2 separate regions of the Homo sapiens genome follow, and region 2 is linked to region 1. Evidence: chromatin loops called from intact Hi-C (ENCODE). Cell type or tissue: PC-9. All regions are shown on one strand. Links, peaks and the distances in the headings refer to the core of each region. The heading gives the core; the rest is flanking DNA.

Evidence for each region. Peaks named below come from ENCODE experiments on the same cell type or tissue, not always from the same donor. Only the 100,000 strongest peaks of a DNase experiment are listed, where the experiment ranks them.
Region 2: it touches region 1 in a loop (10-fold over the local background); 10 of 110 quality-filtered maps call a loop at or near these places.

The regions. Positions count from the first base shown.
Region 1 is chr11:129,115,621-129,120,554 of GRCh38, reverse strand. All of the region lies in intron 5 of ARHGAP32 (Rho GTPase activating protein 32), which reads left to right. Among named protein-coding and RNA genes, the nearest start is that of ARHGAP32, 74 kb to the left of the region's middle. In PC-9, for the core only: a CTCF peak has its summit at 2,769 (motif pointing left); DNase peaks (open chromatin) are centred at 2,754 and 4,144; H3K27ac peaks cover 917 bases.
Region 2 is chr11:129,361,509-129,366,442 of GRCh38, reverse strand. No RefSeq gene overlaps it. Among named protein-coding and RNA genes, the nearest start is that of BARX2, 12 kb to the left of the region's middle. In PC-9, for the core only: CTCF peaks have their summits at 1,928 and 2,133 (motif pointing left); a DNase peak (open chromatin) is centred at 2,112.

The sequences.
Region 1 (4,934 bases), core at 632-4,631:
TTATTTAGTCTGAAAGACACAGTTGCTTAAAAAACAATTTAGACATGTCAGTACTTTTACTGGGTCAGTACTATCATTACCATATAATGATATGTAATGTACAAAGGACAATTTTATGATCTCTTCTTTGAATTCCAGCCTTGTATATCCAACTGACTTCCCTGCATCTTCACTTGGATGCCTAATAACACCTCAATCATTGCAGCGTGCCAAGAACAGTCTTTCAGACCTGCTCTTTCTGCTGACTTCCCATCTTGGTAAATAGCAACTCTATCCTTTCAGTTCCCGAGGCCAGCCAAGAACCGTGGAGCATCTTGGGCATCTTTCTTTCTGTCAGTCCTCACATCCAGTCCATCAGCAGATTTTTTGGCTCCATCTTTAAAATAAATCCAGGATCTAACCATGCCCACCTGCTTCTCTGCTATCACCTTACACTAAAGCATTGTCTTTTGGGGAGGATTATTTCAATAGCCTTCTATATTTGGCACAGCAGCAAGAATGATTCTTTTCAAATGTAAGTCCAATCATGTCACTTTTTAAAAACTCTCCAGTTAGTTTTCATCTTATTCAGAGTAAAAGCCAGATTTCTGAAACTTCTCTACAAGGATTTACAGAGTGTACCCTTACCTTTCCGACCTCATCTTTCTTCTCTTCCCCTCAGACAGGGTGATCCAGCCACAGTAGCCTCTTTGTTTTCTGCCAGTATGCTCACCCCCTTCTCAGGGCCTTGGTACTTTTTGTTTCCTTTACTTAAAATGCTCCTCTAGGACAGCCACACACCTTGCTACCTCCTCTTTTAAAAGTACTGGCTCCAGTGCTATCTTCCCAGACTGCACCTTCCTTACATAAGATTGCAACTATAGTCACCAGCATTCCTCATCTCCCTCTCTTTGTTTTATTTCCCTCCATACCACTTAACACCATTCGGCATGCTAAATATTTTATTATTTATTTTCTTCCCCTCAACATCTAGAACAGTGATTGACACATAAAAACTACTCAATAAATATTTGTTTAATGAATAATAGATGAATGAGATGAATGGATGAATGAGTTTATATTTGAAGAAGAGATACAATTGGTTTTTAAAATGCTGTTTTACTATTTTGTTTTTATTAATCATTTTAAATTTGTTCTTATATGATAAGAATATATATTCCTTATGAGTATTTATTATAAAACAAATTATGTAACCATCCTGTTTAAGTCTCAATTTGGTACATTCAGTTGTAATGTGTAGTATAGGAGAGATAATATGCTGAGGAGAAAGGTGCTGGTGTGGTGTAGAATGGGTATGACCAGCTGGTGCAGTTAGCCTTGGTCTTGCTTTCCTTATCTTCACACTGAAAAGGAAGTACGGTTCCTAGATACCCTAGAATACTAGGTGACAGCTAATGTTCCTTCAAGCTAAGAAATTGTAGATGAACTATGAGTTCTGATTGAGGTTGTGATAAGGTGGAGAGGAACAGAGATATAACAGCACGGGGGAGGATAGGTTGTACCATGCCATATTCTTATTTTAGTCTACTTCCATGGAGCTTGAATAAGCTATTAATATCTGTAAAAATTAGTACAGATAATTGCTCATGTAATAGAAGTAGCTTGTTGAAACATCTTTATATTCCTGAGACACATTATGCTGAGTTATATATATATTTAAAAACAAATTCCTTTTTTACACTCTACTAAGATTTTATAATTTCTGCATCTGTGTTTGTTGGTGAAGTTAACCTGTGTGCTATACTTGTCCCACTAGCCTAAGTCTGGGGAATTTCTGCTCCCCTATCCCATTCTCCACCCCTTTTAAATAAATGCACTGGAATAGTTTGTGTAAATGGGAATTACCTGTTCTTTGAAGGGTTAGTAGAATTTTCCTGTTAAAACCTTTTGAAACTGGTTCCCAACTGGGGACTTAATCTTTGCCATCTTTACTTACCATTTCAACTTATGATTTGATTATTGCTCATTAGGTTCTTTTGTATCTCCTTAGATCAATTTTTATCATTTATATTTTCTTAAAAATTGTTCATTTAATTTAGCTTTTTAAATTCATGGGTTATAAGTTGTACACAAGATATTATTAAATCTTGGTCTTATCAAGGAACCAGCTTATGGTTTTACTGATCAACCAAATTTTTTTTTCTGTATTTTTCATACCATTAATTTCTAAGCATAAACTTTCCTTTTGTTTCTTGAATTGAAAGTTTAGTTTTTCTTATATTTTTTTTTCCAGAAAAGAGTTGAGAATAATGCGTATTGCCTACTAGGATTTGCCTCTCAAAAACTAGCTTCGTCATAAACCAACTTTGTCAAATATTAATATTACACAACATATACTACTTAATCTCTGCTTTAGAGAAATAGAATGCAACAGGTATTGTTAATGATTCATTTGTTTTTAGGTATTACTTTTTAGTAAGTGCATTTAAGTTTGGATATTTTCCTGTGAATAGTAGTTTGGCCAAATTCTACAGGTTTTGATTCATAAATGTCTTATGTTTAGTTTAGAGAAATTTAAATTTCACAAAAAAATAATTACTAGAAGGGGCTTTTTGTTTTAAGTAAAGCCACATGTAGTTTAAAATTCTGCAAATTTATTGTTACTGCACTTATTTTCCCTGTTGTATTATTCTGCAGTCCAAAAACAAAGGTTAATTCACATTTCACAAAATATTTTTCAGTAAGAAGCGGGGGGAATCTCTTGTAACACGCAAAGAAATGATGAGTTTGAGGCAGCGCTGTTCCTGCTGTGCTTTGTGTTGTACCGCCATCTAGTGTGTAGGGGGGGAAAAGGATATGTTTGATTTGTATTTTCTTTATCATCTGGTTATCTGAAGTTATCACTTGATGTGTTTCTTTTTATCCAATTTCATACAAAACATTAAGTTAAATTAACCTGAATGGTAGAGTTCAGGTTTTTGTATAAATAAGGAATAGGAAAAGTATGAATTTAATATCTGTGTCTCGAGCTTTCTATATGCAAGCTGCCTGCAAGGGACTTGAAAATGCTGTCATGGCTTTCTATCATTACATGCATTTCTGCCTTGATGCTGGGAAGGCGGAAAGAAGTAGTAAAGTTTGACCTGAGTGTAGGAATATTGAGGGGTAATAATGCAAACAATTTTAAAAGCCTGAAGTTTCATTTAAAAAGTAGTAATCAGAATTACAATAAAAATACAAGCCAATATTTATTGAATGTTTTGTCTGAGCCAGGCATTATATCAAATACTGTTTCCACATTGTCTCAATTACGCTCCACAACAATTTCAGGTACAGAAATTTAGGTAAAAAGAGTTTAAGAACTTACTCAAGTTCTTAAACCGTTTTGTGGACTGTATTTGAATCAAGGCGGCCTGACACTAGAGCCATTCTGCATGTTCTTTTGTATTGCTAGAAAAGAATAGACTGACTCAACTAATACTTTAACAAAAAGGAGTAAATGATGGTTCTAGAGTATCTCGCATCTTTAATGTAGTTGAAGGTTAAAAAGTATGATACATAATACTGCAGTGTAACCTTAAGTAATTTCCATTGTGATCTTAAGTAAATTCTTAATGTCTCTGGTCGTCAGTTTCCTCATTTGTAAAATAGAAACAAATATATCTATTCTAACTATATCATAAAGTATTATGGGAATTAAATGACATAATAATTGTGCAGTACATTTTAAAGGGCTTTAGAGAAAGGCAGAAGTTCTAGGGAAGCACTTAGGTAAAGTCAAATAATCATCTTTAAAATGTGGGAAGTCATACTTGTCCTGATGACCCAAGGACAGTGTTGTCAGGATTGAGGCAGTGGATACTGACTTCACCTGAGTACTTCCTATCAGTTAAGCCTTCATCATTAATAAAAATAAATTAATGAAAAGGTTATCTCTCCCCATTTTGTTAAGACACTTGCAGTTTGAAAAATTAACTTGTACATATTTTCAGTTTAAAAAAATCTTATACAGAAGTACTGTTACTACATGTGTAATCATTTGAAATAAAACCCATGCTAATTTTATTCTCACCCTGGCCACAAAGTTTAGTTTTCCTCAAAAGAAATAAAAATCTTAGCCTTACTTTTCTGCATGTTCTGCAGTATACTCCCTCTTATACAAGGAAATCATTGTCCTTTCAGGAGAGAATTTGAAATGAAATGTTCAGATAGTGAGTCATCAGTTCCACTGTCATCTAAGTACTGGATTTTCACTGTATCTCGTTTGAGATTATTCAGTCCAAGAATTAGATGTGTAAAAGTGGTTGGACTGTGAAAAAATATATCTATAGTGGAGTCAGCCATAATTTACAGGCAGTTTACTTATAGTATTGTTGAGTCTGAAACTGTGAAGAGTCTGAGATGTTTTCCTACTAGTAAGCTAACAAGTTGGCTTCCCACAACTACAGACACACTACACACATTCTCACTCTCTCTTTCTCTGTCTCTCTGTAGCCTCCCTTTCCCCCAGCAGAAACATCAAGTCTCTGGACCAGAAATTAAGCCCTTGTTTACTTGAAAAGTAACTTATGTTGGTTCCCTAGGCCCTGGTTCTCCATAAAGTGATATGGTGACAACCAGAGATATCCTGTGTTTACAAGTGGGATTTGGTACCACAAGAGAACTCTGCACTTATGAAACTTGAAGCTTATACAGGATAGCTGGCATTCCTGCCCATTCTCCTTTCTCGAGATGGAGAGAGAGAGAGACCTTTGCTCTGAAATGTAAACAAAATCTCTGGGAAAAAGAAGCAAGGATCTGTATTTCACAAACACTCTGGAATGTAAACATGGCTTGGGGGAGAGAGAAAACTTTTATCTCTAGAGGGCTCCATCTTTAGGGTTACTGGGTTAAGTTCAGTCCCTTAGCCCAGGTGCCAGTGCTCTTTGCTTAGAAAGCCCTGACCATGCTGAAATGTGAAAATATGTATGAAGCAGTTTCCTGACAAGTATATG
Region 2 (4,934 bases), core at 458-4,457, 250 kb before region 1:
GTCAAATGGGGGTTCACAGGGGTAGATCTTCGTTAACTTCTTGTGGACAGAAATAGAATTTGTTTTTCCTTTGTAAGAACTAATGATGCAGAGTTTATGCTTTTATTTATGCAGTATAATTTTGGAAAAGTAAGTTTGACTTCCATGAATATGATGGCTTGGAGAACAGAAATGGAGCAGGGCATGAAGAGAGGAGAGGGTATGACATTGCAGAAAATATGCAGATTCTGGGGTTCCAAAGAACCTCAAAATTATTAACACAAATGAAAAAAAGTGCCCAGTCTTGAATTCAGCTTTGGAATATACACACCCCACATACTTGTAGGTTAACAAGTAGTTTACTGTCCTGATGACAAACTAAGAAGTCATTTACAAGGTAATATTTTGGAGTGCAAAGACCCACATAAAAGAGACTGAATTAGTCACAAGCTGTTTGTGGGAATGTAAATTGGTATGATATTTCTGGAGGGCAGTTTGGCATTATATCTCAAACACAAAATCGATCCAGCAGTCCCAACCTAGGAATTGAAACCAAAGCTGTGGTTCTCAAATATGATTGTACACATAATTTCCTAGGAGTGCTTGTTTAAAAACTGCCCATTCCTAGATTTCCTCCCTCCAGAAATGTGTAGGTGTGACAGTTGACATTTTAAAACCAGCAGTCCTATTGATTTAGCTGCTGTTTAACAAACAGGTTGCCAAAGAGATAAAAATGATAAAAGTGGGACAGGCTGTAAGAAGAAAAAAATGTTAGTTGTAAGAATTCTTAAAATTTAAGGAAATTAGGAAATCTGTCATTTTACCTCTCTGAGCCTCAGTTTCCTTGTCTTTGAGATAAAAGTACATACCCAATAGTGTTATTGTAACACTAAAGATATATATAAATGGTTTAGACAATGACTGACACGTAAAGATCAATATATGTTAACTATTATTACTGCAATGCTGAGTGAAAAAGTCATTGATATAATAGAATGTGCAATACAATTCCAGCTTCAAAACATTGTTTATATACACATGTATATAGGTGCATATAGAGATGTCTAAAAGCATGTTCAAATACTAACAGTGATAATTTATTTTTAAAATGTATTATTATTATTAGAGATAGGTGTCTTGCTATGTTGACCAGGCTGGTCTTGAACTCCTGGCCTCAAGCAATTCTCCTGTCTTGGCCTCTCAAAATGCTGGAATTACAGGTGTGAGCCACTGCACTCAGCCCAGTGATAATTTATTCTATGTAGTTTTGAATATTGTTTACATAGTTTTACAATTGACATTTATCTTTTTTCCTACAAATTATATTTAAGTTCAAAAATATTATAATATTTTACATTCAAAAATAAAAAGCGAACTTCAATATCTTACATTTGCATAACATTTCCCATTTACAGAAAATTTTCAAATGCAGTACTTCATGTGAACTTTATACAGCCCTATATATGAAAAAAGACAAGTCTTACTATCCCTATTTTACGAAAGAGGAAACTGAGGAAAAGTGGTTTACTTGAGGTTACCCCACACAGCCACATCTACACTTGCAGAGCCAAGTCTCAAACCCGAGTTTTTTGAGTCCAAGTTTCCCATACCCTCTATGGGACAATGTTTTTTCACTGATCTCAGTTATATTTTTCAAAAGAAATGAAATTCCAGTTTTATGAGTTTCTATTTTTCGCTCATCCACCCCCTCATAAAAAATGCTAAGCATTTGATAAAACCGAGGTAAACTGAATATTAAGAGGGCTGACATAAAAACATATTAAAGTCAGGAAATATCACAGTTAGGTCTGGTAGGAAAACTTAACCATCTCATGTGTCATGAGCTTTGGTTACTAGGTAATCCTCTAAATATAGACAGTCCCAATCACTTGTTAAAAATTAACAGCAATTTCACGAGCAGGGAAAGTGAGTTGATAATTATGTGGAACATGGACTGTCCATTGGATTGCTCTGAGTTCTCGAAAGTTTTTCACCTCCTAGCAATCAAGCCCCGGCGTCTCACGGAGCCTTCCCAGCCAAGCCGCTTTGGCTCTGGACCACGTCTGCAATCAGAAAGGATCCTAAGGTACCCGCCACTTCTCAGGGTTGCAGCGTGGCCGCTACTGCCCTCTACCGGACAGCAGGGACGCATGGCGTGTGTGCTGTGGAATCCGGTCTCCCTCTATCGGCACGAAGCAGGTACATTATCAAAGACAGGCTCTCCAGAGGTGCTGCGTCGGCGCTAGTGACTGTCCCAGAACATTGTCTTGGGAAGGCCACCTGGGGGGCTCCTTGACCTCAGCACTGTCAGAAGTGTCACCTGTTGCTATTCTTCCCTAAAACAGATCAAGGGACTCTCTAGACTGGACAGGGAAGCCTCTTTGCCCGTCCTACACTCTAGGGTTAGTTCTGATCATTCTCACCATCAAGGACTTGAATTCTCCACCGAAAATCGTTGTACATGACTTAGCTCTACTTCTGATTAATAAGGGTATTGAACAAGGAGGATTTGAAAGCAGCACATAATACCGGTAGCAACTCTGTAGCATACAACTCTAAGATCTAGGACTGTGCCCTGATGTCACCATTTAAGAGCAAAGTCAGCTCCAGTATAAACAAGCTTTGTGGACCTCAACCGTGAGTAAAAGCTCCGCTTCTCTGAGTTGGTCTCAGGGATCTAATTAGTTTATGGTGGTAGATCTTGAATATGATCAACACTATGTTCATATATTGCATTTACATTAACTCCAGTATACATTTGCCTGCTCTAGATCATGCTTAAATATTTCTGGCTTTTATGGATTAGGTGCACTTACAGTTCCCTGAATTTATAGATGACACCTGGTCTCTTTTAACTTAGGATGTAAACCTTCTTGAGTAAAGGGAGTGGAGGGTCTGGCTGAAAAAGGAAAATGTAAAAGGTAAAATCTTAATAAGAGGATGAATATAAAAGAAGAGAAATAGAAATAATTCAATTTTTCCTGCCATTGATTTTTCTGTCCTGACTCTATGAATTACAAATACAAAGTCATTTGTAGTGACTTTGCTATTTTCCTATAAAAATATATTTCCTTATTTCCCCCCTGCCTGCAATAGAACACACAGAGCCAGTCAGTCTTGCCAGGTATGGAAAACAAGTTTATACATAACTAGAAACCTTTCTTCCCCCTAAAAAATCAAAACAAAACTCCACTTCATGGGACAGGCTGAAACTACCACAAAACTATGGGGAATGATTAAGAAGTTGGCTGAGGTGCTTTCTAATGACTGTTTAGTCAATCAGATAGCTGAGTTTGGGAACAGGATGTTGTTATATTTCTGGATATTTAAATACCACCTTCTTGAATGGCAACATTTTGTTCTTTGTATTACATTGCATTGTTTTCCTTGTAGCAACGTGTTGTAAATCTGTAGTGGAGATAAGTGTATAGAAATTGAATATAGAGATAATTCATCTAGCATATATTTATTGAGCATCTACTTTGTCCCAGGAACTGTGTTGGTCCAAGAAATGTGGTGGTGAACAGCACACACTCCCTTTCCTCACAGTAACAGACCTGTAGTGGAGATAGATGAGTCAACAGGTGCCTACACCCATAGTTAGGAACTGGGAGATTTAAGAGCACGAAGGAGGGGCACTTAGCCCAGTCCGAAAAGAAATAAGGGAAGGATTTCAGAAAGAATTGTTATATAAGGTGAGATCTGAAGGAAGAATATGAGTTAGGAAGGGGTAGAGAAATTCGAGGCAGACAAGAAAAACATCCAAAGCATAGAGGCAAGTGAAAGTGTCTCATGAAGCACCTGCAGTACTTGAGTGTGGCTGAAGTGCAGGTTTGAAGAGGAAAGTGTCCTGAGAAAATGAGAAAGAAGGGCCAGATCATAAAGCATCTTTTATGCTATGTTACTGATTTATATTTTATTCTGAAAACAATAAGAAGTGCTAAATGATTTATGGTAGGAAGGTGACATAATCAGATGTGCTTCTGAAAGTCCGGGCCATAATGTTATAGAGTGTGGATTCAAGGAGAGCAAAATAGAGAGGAGGGAAACCGGTTAAGAAGTTACTGTAGGCCGGGCATGATGGCTCACACCTGTAATCCCAGCACTTTGGGAGGCCAAGGTGGGTGGATCACCTGAGGTCAGGAGTTCGTGACCAGACTGGCCAACATGGTGAAACCCTGTCTTTACTAAAAATACAAAAATTAGCTGTGCGTGGTGGCAGGTGCCTGTAATCCCAGCTATTTGGGAGGCTGAGGCAGGAGAATCGCTTGAACCCGGGAGGCAGAGGTTGCAGTGAGCTGAGAGCATGCTGTTGCACTCCAGCCTGGGCAACAAGAGCGAAACTCCATCTCAAAAAAAAAAAAAAAAGTTACTGTATTTCTATGTTAATCCAAGGGAGAGGTAATTGACTTCTGAAGCCATAGGATGAAGAAAAAGGAGAGACCGAAATGATTTCAAGGAACTAGAATCCATGAAACCCAATAATTATTTTGAGGTAAGAAAATAAAGAAGTCTAAGTCAAGAATGACCCTATTTAATACCCAGAACATAAAAGCTCCTACAACTTAATAAAAAAAATGACTCAATTAAAAAACTGGGCAAATGACTTGAATAGAAATTTCTCCAAAGAATATATATATAAATGGCCATAAGCACATGAAGAGATGCTTAACATCATTGGTCATTAGGGGAATGCAAATCAAAGCCACGATGAGACATCACTTCACCCCTACTAGGATAGCTATAATTAAAGGAGACAGAAAATAGCAAGTGTTGGCATGGATGTGGAGAAATTGGAACCCTTGTACATTGCTAGCAGAAAAGTAAAATGGTACAGATGCTGTGGGAAACAGCTTGGCACCTCCTTAATAAGCATAGACTTAGCATATTACCCAGCAATTCGACTCCTAGGTATATGCCCCAAATAATTCAAAAACAGAAACAAACATATTTTC